3 separate regions of the Homo sapiens genome follow, and regions 1 and 3 are each linked to region 2. Evidence: chromatin contacts called from ENCODE Hi-C or POLR2A ChIA-PET data. All regions are on one chromosome and are shown on one strand. Each heading gives the region's core, a stretch centred on a gene start or an enhancer-like site at or near the end of the contact. The rest is flanking DNA. Distances are from core to core; before and after follow the strand shown.

What was found. A loop is a pair of places that touch in the nucleus more often than their neighbours do. ChIA-PET counts read pairs that join two places held with the same protein, here RNA polymerase II (POLR2A). Pooled maps may share reads with other maps.
Region 1: a map of HL-60/S4 shows a loop between it and region 2 (2.2-fold over the local background). The contact joins the enhancer-like site here to the promoter of DHRS3 in region 2. A Hi-C loop is called at or near these places in 1 of 168 maps with a recorded cell type or tissue (HL-60/S4) and 3 of 50 pooled maps. POLR2A ChIA-PET finds 5 or more read pairs at or near these places in 4 of 52 experiments (Caco-2, WTC11, activated CD8-positive, alpha-beta T cell and 1 more).
Region 3: a pooled map shows a loop between it and region 2 (3-fold over the local background). The contact joins the enhancer-like site here to the promoter of DHRS3 in region 2. A Hi-C loop is called at or near these places in 1 of 168 maps with a recorded cell type or tissue (PC-9) and 2 of 50 pooled maps. POLR2A ChIA-PET finds 5 or more read pairs at or near these places in 2 of 52 experiments (MCF 10A and naive thymus-derived CD4-positive, alpha-beta T cell).

What each region holds. Positions count from the first base shown.
Region 1 is chr1:12,208,114-12,210,813 of GRCh38, forward strand. TNFRSF1B (TNF receptor superfamily member 1B) reads left to right here. Exons shown (of 10, transcript NM_001066.3): 10 at 1-1,107. Among named protein-coding and RNA genes, the nearest start is that of MIR4632, 18 kb to the left of the region's middle. RefSeq lists a silencer at 2,366-2,445. Within about 2 kb of position 1,303, at least 8 of the 41 ENCODE cell types and tissues checked have a DNase peak (open chromatin) inside an H3K27ac peak, as active enhancers do.
Region 2 is chr1:12,616,801-12,619,500 of GRCh38, forward strand. It overlaps DHRS3 (dehydrogenase/reductase 3), which reads right to left and starts at 1,410. Exons shown (of 6, transcript NM_004753.7): 1 at 354-1,410. The coding sequence starts at 548. RefSeq lists enhancers at 1,035-1,666, 1,667-2,298, 2,299-2,700.
Region 3 is chr1:12,149,500-12,152,199 of GRCh38, forward strand. No RefSeq gene overlaps it. Among named protein-coding and RNA genes, the nearest start is that of MIR7846, 16 kb to the right of the region's middle. Within about 2 kb of position 1,397, at least 11 of the 41 ENCODE cell types and tissues checked have a DNase peak (open chromatin) inside an H3K27ac peak, as active enhancers do.

The DNA of each region.
Region 1 (2,700 bases), core at 53-2,552, 410 kb before region 2:
TCTGCCAGCCACATCCAACCCCCCACCTGCCATTTGCACCCTCCGCCTTCACTCCGGTGTGCCTGCAGCCCCGCGCCTCCTTCCTTGCTGTCCTAGGCCACACCATCTCCTTTCAGGGAATTTCAGGAACTAGAGATGACTGAGTCCTCGTAGCCATCTCTCTACTCCTACCTCAGCCTAGACCCTCCTCCTCCCCCAGAGGGGTGGGTTCCTCTTCCCCACTCCCCACCTTCAATTCCTGGGCCCCAAACGGGCTGCCCTGCCACTTTGGTACATGGCCAGTGTGATCCCAAGTGCCAGTCTTGTGTCTGCGTCTGTGTTGCGTGTCGTGGGTGTGTGTAGCCAAGGTCGGTAAGTTGAATGGCCTGCCTTGAAGCCACTGAAGCTGGGATTCCTCCCCATTAGAGTCAGCCTTCCCCCTCCCAGGGCCAGGGCCCTGCAGAGGGGAAACCAGTGTAGCCTTGCCCGGATTCTGGGAGGAAGCAGGTTGAGGGGCTCCTGGAAAGGCTCAGTCTCAGGAGCATGGGGATAAAGGAGAAGGCATGAAATTGTCTAGCAGAGCAGGGGCAGGGTGATAAATTGTTGATAAATTCCACTGGACTTGAGCTTGGCAGCTGAACTATTGGAGGGTGGGAGAGCCCAGCCATTACCATGGAGACAAGAAGGGTTTTCCACCCTGGAATCAAGATGTCAGACTGGCTGGCTGCAGTGACGTGCACCTGTACTCAGGAGGCTGAGGGGAGGATCACTGGAGCCCAGGAGTTTGAGGCTGCAGCGAGCTATGATCGCGCCACTACACTCCAGCCTGAGCAACAGAGTGAGACCCTGTCTCTTAAAGAAAAAAAAAGTCAGACTGCTGGGACTGGCCAGGTTTCTGCCCACATTGGACCCACATGAGGACATGATGGAGCGCACCTGCCCCCTGGTGGACAGTCCTGGGAGAACCTCAGGCTTCCTTGGCATCACAGGGCAGAGCCGGGAAGCGATGAATTTGGAGACTCTGTGGGGCCTTGGTTCCCTTGTGTGTGTGTGTTGATCCCAAGACAATGAAAGTTTGCACTGTATGCTGGACGGCATTCCTGCTTATCAATAAACCTGTTTGTTTTACACGTCGACCCCTGGCTCTGCCTGGGGTCTGGGCTTGGGTTTGTCCATGCTCCTACTTGTCTGCCACCCCTGTGTAAGGGGAGATGGCGTCACGGTCCCTGGAGTCTGGCTGGCCCCTGTTGTGACTGGACCACAGAGGGACCCCTGTTACAGCCGCCCCCTCAAGCCTGTGAACCATAAGAGAACTTCCTGCTCGGGACCACACAGCTGGCTGGGTTCCAAGTGTGCCCTGGTCTCATGCCTTCATCCTCCAGGTCTCCTGGGCCTGCTCTCAGGACCGGGATGGGGTCTCTGCAGATCCCTAGCAGCCTAGGCAGCCAGGCTCTGCCCTCCTGGGGACCCCACTCGGGGAGAGTGGTTGCCCCTGGGATACTCAGACCAGTACAGGGTTTTGGGGGCCCAGAGGACATCCCTGGGCCCAGGTAGGAGGTTAGAACAGGGTTCTGGAGATGACCTCTGACCTCCTCCTGAGGGATGAGCAGCAGTTTTCCAGAACAAAGGATTGCAGGGAACTGTCAGGCAAAAGGAGTTCTGAGTTTAAAGGCCTTAGCCTGGCCAGCATGGTGAAACCCCATCTCTACCAAAAATACAAAAAATTAGCTGGGCATGACGGTATGCACCTATAATCCCAGCTAGTCAGGAGGCCGAGGCACGAGAATTGCTTGAATCAAGGCAACAGAGGTTGCAGTGAGCTGAGATCGGGCCACTGCACTCCAGCCTGGGTGACAGAGTAAGAGTCTGTCTCCAAATAAAATAAATAAATAAAATCAATTAATTAGAAGAAAGCCTTGGAGGGGAGAGAGACCTTGGCCTGTGTATTGGTTCCACTGACCCCCTGGGTCACCATCGTCACTCCAGCTCCTGTGACTCCCTCAGTGGGACCATTTTCATTCTTGGTGATTATAGGATCTGTGATTGATGGAACGCCCCGCCTCCTGGCTTCTCGCCCTCCTCTCCTCCATGGTCCTGTCCTCCAGCCTGTCTCAGTCACTCAACCCTTGACCAAGGCTCCCCACACTTATTCCATAAAGAGCCAGGGAGCAAATTTATTTTAATTTTTTGAGACAAGGTCTCACTCTGTTACCCAAGCTGAAATGTGATCGTGGCTCACTGCAGCCCTGACCTCCAGTCGCAGCCTCTTGAGCAGCTAGGACTACAGGCATGGACCACTATGCCGAGCTAAATTTTAAATTTTTTTATTTTTATTTTTTGGGTTTCCCTGTGTTGCCCAGGCTGGTCTCGAACTCCTGGGCTCAAGTGATCCACCGGCCTGGGCCTCCTGAACTGCTGGGATTACAGGTGTGAGCCATTGCGCCTGACCAGAATCAATATTTTACACTTGGCAGGCCTTACAGTTTCTGCAACAACCACTCACCTGTGCTGTTGAAGTGTGAAAACAGCTGTGCACAGGACATGAAAGAATGGGCAGGAGGCGGATGTGGCCTTCGGGGTGTGCCCATGCCAGTGCCTTAGAGCCTGGCATTACTGATAACTGCACGCTAATCTCAATTTCAAGCATCCCACTTCCCCCCACCCCTACTTCCTCCTGTCTTTCTCCCTCAGTGGCACCTGCAGCTGTTGGTTACGTTTTCT
Region 2 (2,700 bases), core at 160-2,659:
GGTGGCGGCAAGAAAAAGGGGGGAAGGCGGGGGAGGGGGGCACAACACCTTCCTTTGGGAGGCAGGAATGTGGGAAATGGTGGGTCTCTTAGGTTTCAGGGTGGGGGTGAATAGCCAGTCAGCCAGCCACCGATCCCAAAGGAGCGGATCAACTCTGAACCTGCCAAAAAAGACAGTCCGGTGCCCGGGAAATTTACAAGGTGAAACCGACTAGCTCAGCACTCGTGGGTGGCGCGGAGAAGTGGGGTGGCCGGCGACTCTCAGCTCCCGGGCGCGGGATCCCGCAGCGGCAGCAGGTGGGCTTACCCCCGCCCCTGCGGCCCCCCACTCCCTGGAGTCGCAGTGCCTGGTACCTTTCTGGCGCCGCGCTCCGCGAACTCGCGGGCGAGCTGACGCCCGATGCCTCTCCCGCCGCCGGTGATGAGGACGTTCTCCCGCGACAGGTCCCGCAGCTTGGCGGGCAGCACCAGTCCGACGGCTGCTTTCACCACCAGATAGATCATCTGTAGAGGGAACATCACCAGCGCGCCCAGCCGTTTCCACACCATCCTCCGCGCCGCGGAGCCGGGCAGGGGGCGAAACTCCCCGGGCCGAGCAATACAGGAATTAAAAAACACCCCGAACAATAAATAGTAAACCGAATAAGGAGGAGAGAGGCGTCCCACCTGGCCACTCTTGAAATCACCTCTTCCCAAATGCAAAGCACCGGGTGAGAAAAAGAAAAAAAAAAAAAAAAAAAAGATAAATTCTCCTCTGGGGGAGAAAAAGCGTCTCCTAAGGTTGGGACGGTAAAAGAGGTGGAGGGGGAAGCCGGAGGTGGAAAGTTCTAACAAGAAGTTTCTTGCCCCAGCAGCCGTTTCGGCTGGGGAATTCTCAGGTAATGTTTACAGACTGACAGAGGAGTTTAGGGAGGGGAAGAAAAAAAAAAAAAGGCACCAACCACACGCGCGCACCCTGCCTCGGTCCCGCGGTTTCAAAGTGCAAGATTAAAAAAAAAAAAAAAAAAAAAAAAAAAGCTGATTCCAAATTGTAGCGCCCCCACCCCCACCCCGTCTCCAGAAAAAAAAAAAAAAAAAAAGTGGGGGGAAAAAGTGCTTGGAGCTCCCAATTTCAGCCCGCGAAAGTCTCCCGACTCATTGCTATTCTTGGGCTCAGGAAATTGCTTAAACGCGATCTGATTGCCAGCAACGTGCAGGAGAAGTGGGGGGTCCGGGTGTCAGTTTCTTTACGTGCAGCGCTCGCCCTCGCGCGCGCTCGCTCGCTCCGGCTCCCTCCCTCCCTCTCTGTTCCAGCAGAGGCTGGGAGTTGCCGCTCGATCCAGCTCCCCTTCTCTCCCTTTTTAGCATTTATTGCCTTCTTTTTGTCCTTTCCAACTTGGAGAGGGTCCGGGTGTGGAGCGCGCGTGGATCGGACGCCTTGGTCTGCGCGGCCCTATTCATTCGCTCCCCGGGCAGCCGCGTCGCGGAGAGGGCGGCCCCTTTTTCCCCCATTTTTTCAATACCCCATTAAGTCTGATTGACAGTTAAAGTTGTTGGGAGGCTTCACTACCGTTCCTCTGAGTGGCTGCTGCGGCCTCCCCTCCCCCTGCGCCGTCGCGGGGAGCGCGCATAAGGCGCGCACTCGGGCTCGCCGGGACTCGCGCTCTCCCGGGACTGGCTCCCCTCTCTGCAAGCCGGGACTTGCCGCCGGTGTCCCTGAGGGCTCGCAGCTGTAACTCGAACACGCTGGAACCGACTCCGGCGAGCCGGCTGCCTTCTCGAGACGTTCCTCCTTGCCCGGGCCGCCCGCGGGCCAGGTGATCACCCCGAGTGTGGAGCAGGCCCGGGGGAGCTTGCGTATGCCTTGATCCAACCAGGTCACCCAGGGTTTTATTTCAGGTCATTTGGTCATCCTCGGCCTCCAGGTAGGATCAGGAAGCCACTCCTCACCTTTGCCCGGACCTCTTCTGTGTTCACGTAGAGTGGACTTTTAAAAGCCTGACCCAAGTGCCTCACGATGCTTAGGGGGAAGCCGCTGGGGAGCAGGACTTTGCTTTGAGGGGAGGGAGTAGTCAAGGTAAAGGAACCTCTGCTCCGAGTGCCAATAAAATCCCCACAAGATTAGCTGGGAGCATATTTATTGCTCATCTGAGCTAGAATTACCTTGACTGACACCAATTTCCTTAATAACAAAAGCCTGTAAACAAAACGTCCTATTCGTGCGCCCCTGTGCTGTGCAGCCAGCGTCTCCTGTCCTTGGGTCTCCCTGGACTGCCCTGGCGGGGCACCCACCTTCTAACCTCCTGCCCTTCCCGACCGGAATGTCTCCCCTGCTGGAGGGTGGGACCGAGCTATTTAGAGTTGTCTGTTGCAGGAAGTCTGGGAGGTGAGTCACTAAAAAGCAGCCCCAGTTCAAAGTGCTGATGGGACTTGCCTCCCGCCCCCCTGCACGTTCCCGGGGCCGGAGGAGCGAGAGCGAAGCAGGGAGCTGCCCTGTAATCTGGGGCAGCCGTTTCCAGCCCGCGACTTGTTCAGACGGCGATTCCTGGGCCTCACCCCCAGAGATTCTGATTCAGCAGGGCTGGGTGCGCTGGGATCGGTACTTTCAATGCTCCGCCTGGTGAGAAAGTCACTTCGAAAAACGCTGATCTGCGGGGAGGGGAGGCTGGGATTACCTCGTCACCTGCAAAGACCTAGTTCTGGGGAGAGGTTCTGCAGGGGA
Region 3 (2,700 bases), core at 147-2,646, 470 kb before region 2:
AGTGATGAATAATTTTTGGCAAGGGGCCCTGTGTTTTCATTTTTCATGGAGTTCTACAAATTATGTAGCTGATCTTGCATGGGGGCAGGGAAATCGTTAATTCAGAATTCACTTAATGCCAAAGCATTTTACCTCCATTGTCATGTGACCTCAGAGGGACCTTATAGATGAGCACACATGTCCCCATTTTTAAGAAGTGTTAAATGACCAGTAACTGATGTAACTGTTCCAGTCATCTCTTGCTACATAACAAATCACCTCAAAACTTAATAGCTTAAAACAATGGTCATTAATTTTGCTCACAAATCTGCAATGTGGCCTGGACTTAGCAGGGGAGGTGCATCTCGGCTCACATAGTACCAGCGGGGGTGATGAGATGAGCTGGAGAATCCACCTCCAAGAGGGCTGGCAAATTGGTACTGGCTGTCAGTTTCTCTCTGTGGAGCTTCTTGGGCTTCCTCACAGCATGGCTGCTGGGTTCCTGGAGCCAACAACTCCGGGGGCAGGAAGTAGAAACTGCCAGCGTCATAAAATTTGACCCCGGAAACTGGCACTGCATCCCCTTTGCTGCATTCCAGGTAGTCACAGAGCCCAGACTCAAGGGGAGGGGACACAGATCCCACCCCTCATTAGGAGGAGTGTCAAAGAATCTCGAGATCTTATGTGTCAGCAGGAGCACTTCACATACTGTCTCATTTTAGCCTCTCGGTAATTTTGCCATTATTGTCCTTGGAGTTGGCTCAAGGAAGCTACATAACCTGGTGGAATCCCAAGTTCCTCTGGCTGGAATTTGGATCCAAGCTGGTCTGTCTCCAGAGTGTGAGCTCTGGACTGAGCAGCTGACCTGTGCATTCAGGGACCCATACAGTCAGAATGTGGCAGGACTGGAAAGCAAGCTCACATCTGTCTGATTAGAGAACATCTGAGCTTGGTACCCATACAAACTAGGCCCTATCTAGTTTTTAGATAGGGAAATCAAGGCTCTGAGAGGTCTTGCCAGGCCTCTCCTGAGGAAGAGGGCAGGGTCTGGGACCTTCCAGGGCAGGATGGGGCCCCCAACTTGGGTTGCACAGAACCATGTCAGGAAGTCACATAGAGTTGTGGGTAGATTATGCAAGTACAGGCTGTCAGGAGGGATGTTGTTTTTCACTGCAATTACACTTCACTCAGGAAATACAGCTTCTGCACGTACTGAGGGAGGGTTCCTCACCCTGTGCAGAAGACCTCCTGGTGAATACCGGGGCACTCGCTGGGTGACCCTGGGTCCTCTGGGCCAAGTTCATGCATCGAAAGTTCCCTGAGAAGCTCTTTGTGCCCATCTGGGTTGGGCTTTGACAATAGAGTTGAAGAGGCTTTATTCCTGCCATGCATGGAGTCACAGGTTAGTAAGAAAGATGATAAGAGCTGTACTTGAGGCTTTCGTGTGCTCTCACTTAAACCTCACAGTGCACTAGGAAGTAGTTATTACATTACCCCTATGTTACAGATGAGGAAACCAACACGCAGAGTGGCTAAGCCAGTTCCCCAGGGTCACACAGCTGCTAAGTGGCGCAGCTAGGCTTTGAACCCAGGCCACCTGGCTGGAGTCTGCGTCCTCACACACTTGGCCATGCTGCTCCATTGTGGCTCAGGCCGAGGTCACCACTGTGCTGAGGCCCCAGCCCTGAGTCCCAGACCCTGTAGAACACTGTGCAGGCATCCATGGGGCTCAGTGAATGCACAGGGAATGGAATTTGCTCTTGGTTTTTATCCCACCTTTCCTTTCCAAAGCCCAGCTGTGGCCAGGCCTCTCCCTCACAGAACCTTCTATGACTCCCTAGTGCCTACATGCCAATGTCTGCCAATCCAGCTTTGCTGCTACCTCCACAGCTCCCATATCTAAACCTCTCCTGAGACCCGACTGTTTCCGCTCAGTCACCAAATACAGAGGGCATATCCTCATCATGAAATCTCTGCTCAGCGCTCCAACCCCTGAATTTCCAACCTCATCTTTCTCCTCCTCCTCCAAAAACCCTTCCAGGACACCCAGGCCCAGGACCTCCAAGCTCCCACAGCACTGACTGTGAAGGGGGACTGGAGGCCAAGTTCTAGAAGTCTTGCAAAAAATATCTCTGAAGAAATGCATTCATTCATTCATACAGCCACTCATTTAGTCACTCAAGCAACAGATCTGTATGTAACACCTACTATGTGTTGGGCACTGTGCTTGGCGCTGGGGAACACAGTGAAGTGGGGCAGTGGCGGGGATATACAGTACTGCTCTCAGGGAGTCACAGTCCAACTGGGAGACCAACCTAGAGTCTGGTCATGGCCTAGAGCATGATATTTGCTTTGATGGAGAGCAGCTTGGGGTTCATGACCCTAGTGGATGGCACCTAGCCCAGATGGAGGCAGGTCTCTGCTTTCCCCTCTGTAGAATGGGTTTAATAAGAGCACCTACCCCAAAGAGATGTTGTAAGGATTAATTTCATCCATTAATTTGTTCAATAAATATTTGTCAAGCTCAAACTCCGTGCTGGGGTGCTGGGGACACACAGCCCTGCCCTCTGCAGAGTGACAAGAAAGAGTATTTGGGATAACATTGGCTGGTGGTAATTGCTGTAAAGAAAAAAAGAAAGTGGTGTGTAGGCCCTCAGTGTGGTGAGGTGTGTAGCCAGGGCTTGGGGATGTAGCACCTGCTGTACAAAGGTCTGGGAGAAT